Regions from separate parts of the Homo sapiens genome. Here region 2 is linked to region 1. A link is an interaction called in ENCODE POLR2A ChIA-PET data of the cell type or tissue named here. Cell type or tissue: OCI-LY7. All regions are shown on one strand.

What was found. Peaks named below come from ENCODE experiments on the same cell type or tissue, not always from the same donor. Only the 100,000 strongest peaks of a DNase experiment are listed, where the experiment ranks them.
Region 2: POLR2A ChIA-PET joins it to region 1 with 7 read pairs; 1 of 35 experiments calls an interaction of 5 or more read pairs at or near these places.

What each region holds. Positions count from the first base shown.
Region 1 is chr20:57,449,213-57,451,712 of GRCh38, forward strand. No RefSeq gene overlaps it. Among named protein-coding and RNA genes, the nearest start is that of RBM38-AS1, 57 kb to the left of the region's middle. RefSeq lists enhancers at 1,475-1,764, 2,269-2,500. In OCI-LY7, a CTCF peak has its summit at 863; DNase peaks (open chromatin) are centred at 1,359 and 1,849; H3K4me3 peaks cover 1,902 bases; H3K27ac peaks cover 2,176 bases.
Region 2 is chr20:56,844,663-56,847,162 of GRCh38, forward strand. No RefSeq gene overlaps it. Among named protein-coding and RNA genes, the nearest start is that of TFAP2C, 220 kb to the left of the region's middle. In OCI-LY7, no CTCF peak of the experiment used is centred here; DNase peaks (open chromatin) are centred at 150, 1,219 and 1,719; H3K4me3 peaks cover 2,086 bases; H3K27ac peaks cover 2,500 bases.

The DNA of each region.
Region 1 (2,500 bases):
TCCCTTGCTCACAGTGGGTTTCTTCCTGCCCAGGGCCCTGGCCCGCTTTTTTCTCTCTGCCTCCCTACTTTGCCAAGTTCATTTCTCTTCTTCCTCTTGGTCTTACCCCAAATGCCATTTCTTCAGGAAGGCTTCTCTTACCCCCAAACTAGACCATACTCTCGCTTGAGGCTTTGACTGTGTGTTTTCTGTTTGCTAGTATCACACGTGACCCCCAGTGCCATGGCCTGAAGTACCTCTTGATTAGTTCACCTGCTCCTTAAGTCAGGCGTCTGGGTGGGCTCCACTGACCCTCTGTCCAGGGTCTCAGTGAGCCCAAGTCAAGGTGTCAGCAGACTGTGCCCCTTTCTGGAAGCTCAAAGGAGCACCTGTTTCCCGCTCATTGGGGTGGTTGGCAGGATTCAGGTCCTCGGTTCCTCCCTTTCCAAGGCAGCAGCCTCGGGGTGAGTCTTCCCTCTGCCGCCCCTCTTCCCATTCCCTCTTGCACTTTGAAGGGTTCCTGTGAGGACACTGGGCCCTCTCCAATGGTCCAGGATGATCTCCCCATCTCCAGGCCAGCTGATTCACAACCTCTGTTCCATCTGCTGCCCAAATTCCCCTTCGCCGAGCAGCCTAGAGTAGTTACAGGTTCTAAGACTGGGGTGAGGGCATTATTCTGCCCACCACACTTCCCTTGCTCTTTCCTGCCGCCTGTTTTTACTAAATGTGTCATTATATATTTGTGTGCGGGATTATTTGTTTTCTCTCTGTCTCCCTCCCATAAATATCATCTGCATGACTCAGGTTGGGTACATAGTGCCCGTACACAGGAGGCACCGAGTACAAATTCCCTGAACAGGTGGCAGCACTGGGGTCTGAACCTGCACCTCCATGTCATTCTTCACCAACAAAGTAGTTTGGATGCTCACTTTCTCCCCTGCCCCCCATCAGGTCGGCTGTGTCCAGTTGCACAGGCTGTAAACTGCACAACTCCAGGGCACTATTCACAGCTTAGTCTCTGTGATCCTCGCAGTTGGGTGGGATCCCTCAGGACCTGTAGGCTGAAGCTCTGCTCCTGAACCTGAGCCTGTGTTCTAAATCTGGAGCCTGTGTTTATAACATTGGCTGCTCCTAGAATCATCCAGAGGGCTTTAAAAAACCCTCCTGCCCAGGTCATGCTGCAGACCAACTGTGCCAGAATCCCTAGGGTGGCACTCGACACCCCAAGTGACTCGGAAGTGCAGCTGAGGTGCAAGCCTCCCTCCAGCAGGGATGCAGAGATAATTATGTAATAGAGGAAGAGCCCCCCCGCTCCCCACCCCGCACCCCCGTATACTTTGCATAACCGAGGCTGGGCAGCTTCCTCTCCCACAAGCCTGTTTCTTCACTCTGTGTGGCTGCAGCCTGGCTCTCTGGCTTCCTGTGGCCGATAAGCCGTCCTGCATCATTTACGACGCTGGGCCAACATCTGGCTGCCAGTGTGGTCACCAGTCCTGCTCCAGTGAGGGGGGGCAGTCATCTCTCCCGGTGACAAACTGCCTGCCCAGAGTGGCCTGAGGAGAGGGAGAGCAAAACCACATCATCGAGCCCCTTGCTCGGGACTCACTGGAGGGTTGCTGGATCCTAAGTTTTACTTGGCTTTGGGAAATTTGCTGGCACATTAGTTGCGAATATTTTGCTCTGAGGGTCTGAGTGCAGTCTTCGAGGTCTCAGCATCTTGCTTCTAGGGCAGGTGATGAAGTGCACTGGAGGCTGGGGCATGGCCGGGTGAGCTGAGGTGCTGGGAGCAGCAGGGACCATCTGGGGCAAACTGCTGCCAACACACTGGGTTTCTAGGGTGGACCCGGCCTGAGAAAGGACGGAGGGGGTGGCTTGGAGGGGCCCGGAGAGCGTGCAGGCCACAGATGGCACTGTGTCTGCACACTTCACCTTCTGTGAGAAATACTCATGACCCTCTTGCTCTGTCGAGCCCCGGCCGGGAGGTGTGTGGTTGCAGCCGCTTGGTCACGTCCCCTCATGTGGAAGGTACAGTCCCTATGGGCACACAAGCCCAGGGCTGGGCCCAGCACCCGCAGCTAGCCAGCCCCGGAGCCCCCCGAAGGAGTCCCCCAGGCCAGCACTCCTCACCTCTGGGCATCCACCTCCCCCTTTCCCAGAGGGCTGTGTATCTTTGGCCTCCTGTCTGGGGGCCTCGGCATTCCTTTTCTTTCTCTTTCCTCCTCAGTGAAGCTGGCAGTGGGGTGGAGACAATTCAGGTCTGACTGCCTCAGCAGCAAAGAAGGGGGGATGGCAGCTCATCCCAGGCAGACCCCGAAGGTGAAACATCCGCATGGCACACCAGTGCACTTGTGGCTATTGCAGCCCCATAGTCAAAACTCCGGGATGTCACCATGCTGAGGGCTCTGTCACATCCCCTGCTCTGGCTTGGCCAAGCTCCAGATGGGGACAATCACATGCCTCGCCTTGCCCCAAGAAAGAGAAGGAGATAATGGAAGACCACCCTTCTCCATGGTGCCACGTG
Region 2 (2,500 bases), 600 kb before region 1:
ATTCTAGTTGCAATTACCTATATATTTACTTATTGATCTTTCATTGTCTGTCTCCCCAAGAAGGGTAAGAAGCATTGATTTTTTCACATCCCACTCTGTTTCCAGAGCTAAGCACCATGCTTGGCACATAGCAGATGTTCGAAAACCATTTGTTCAGGGAGGGAAGGAGACTGACGGTCTTGTACCCTGCTTTCCAGGTGCTTCGTGCTGAGTAACTGCTGTCTACCTGTCAGAGGCTGCACTTGCTCATGATGTTTATTTTTATACCAGCACAGAGCAATGCGTGTTCTCTATGGCCTGGCCTGTAGCCCCTTTGGTGAGGGCAGGAGAGGTGGCATCCCATCCTGTCACATCCATGGGCCTCCTCAGGATCAGCTTTTCCTTAGAAACTTCCTCCCACATGAATCCACCCAGTCCTCAAATCCTAACTGTATGTGTTAGGAATCGCATTCTGGGGTAACCAACTGTCCTGGTTTGCCAGGTGTTGAGGGGTTTTGGTGCTAAAACTGGGACAATCGCAGGCAAGCCAGGATAGTTGGTCACTTTACAGATTTGGCTGCTGTGAACAGAAGCCTGTAAAAGAGTGGCTTAAAGAAATGACGTAAAAGGAAAAGGCCAGGACTGGAAGGTGGCTTCTTAATACTATCAAGGACCTGAGCTCCTTGCTTTCTGTCCTGCTATCCTAGAGGCATAATACCCACACTCAAGGTCACCTCATCGTCCCAAGATGGCAGCAGCAGCTCCAGTCATCATACCCTCATTCTAGGTGAGAACACAAGGAAGTGGAAGGTCAAAGAGGAGAGGCACCTGCTGAATTATCCCCCTTTAAAGAGCTTCCTCAGAAGCTCCGTTTGGGACATCTACTCATATCTCTGGCCAGAACTGTATCACATGACCATTTCTAGCAGCAAGATAAGCTGGGAAATCCAGCTTTTTAGTAGGGTGCATTGTTGCCCTGATTAACATATGGTTTTGCTTGTTTCGAAAAAGGCCAGACTACATATTTGGTAAGTTGGGTGACAGATGCATTGTGGTTTACCCGGGAACTTCCCCAGTTTTAGTACTGAAAGTCCTGCATCCCAGGAAACTCCTTGGTTCCAGGCAGCTAGGATAGTTGGTGTGGTTGGTCATGCCACTGGTAAGTGATCTCTAGTCTCTAACACACCAACCCCCCTCAACTTGGCAATAGCAGCTGCCTTAGGGACGCTGTGTTAGATCTCTGTTTAGTGCCTTGACATCCAGGCATAAATCAAACATCAAACAGCTCAAGTGATGCATAAAAAATAATTTCACCATAGCCCAGGTGCTGAATTATAGCAGTTGAGCTATAATTATTTGATACATATCTGCGAAGCTGAGAAAATTCTGCCTCAATTAGGAATAAAGTTAAGCTTCCAAAATTTTCTCTGAACAGTTCTATCTTTCAGGGAGAAGTTTCCCTCCTTTGCCCACGTTCACTTAGTTCGGTTTTTTTACATCCTAAAACTCTAGTTGGCAATGTTCATGATAATAACATTGAGTTTTTGCAAAAGCTGCAGATTTGAAGGGAAGAGGTAGGAAGTGGGAAATGGAAAACATCCATCTTTAGAATAACATAAATGTCTTATAACCAATTGTGAATGCTACCAGGGGCCTCTTAGCCCAGGAAAGGGGTGGACAGAGAGAAACCTCAGCCAGCATGAACAATGACCAGCAATGATCAGCCGCCTCCTGTGTCAGACACTGGGCTGAGAGACATCTTCGGCTTGCTGCATCTTCATGACCACGCTATGCTCCATTTTACACCTGGGGGTACGTAAGCTTCCAGAGGCTAAATAATTTGCCAAGTCCACACCACTAGGAAGTCGATGGTGAAGCTTGGGTTTACACCCTCATCTGGCTGACTCCGGAGCCTGGTTACTATATCCTGCCTCCTGGAAAGATCTGGGTTTGGCCAAAGGAGAGGCACATATACAGCCCCCCAGCCCTGGCCAGATCCATCCCAGCTACATCCTCAGAGTGGAATGTGGAAGGCAGTTTGTAGCTTCTGGCAATGTATAGGTCTTCCCAACGCTCTGGAACCTGAAAAATGCCCCATGGTGTTAAACTAACAAATGTCATTGTGTTTTTTGTTGTTTCTATTTCTTTCTCTAGAGTGCTTGGTATCTGGTCTCTCTGCAACCATGGCCCTTCTCCAAGGCCAAATTCACAGACTCTAGAAGTTGCAATGTAAGGTTTAGCACCTTTTAAGGAGACCCCTGGTGATTTCCCAGGAGAGGCTCCTGAAATCCTCCTGGTCTAAGTTGCAGTGAAGATGCCTCCTGGAGGCCTGATGCCTGCTTCAGCACCCCTCTGCACTCTTCCTAGGTGCTCCTGGTCTTTGGGCGTTTGTTGAGGAGGTGCCTGGGGTTAGACTGGGTCCAGAGGATGCTCTGTTGATCATGCTTGTTGGGAACCCCACAGCTCCTGAGGCTAGTGACACACACAGTCTCCACTGACCCCTGAGTCCCAGCTGGAATGG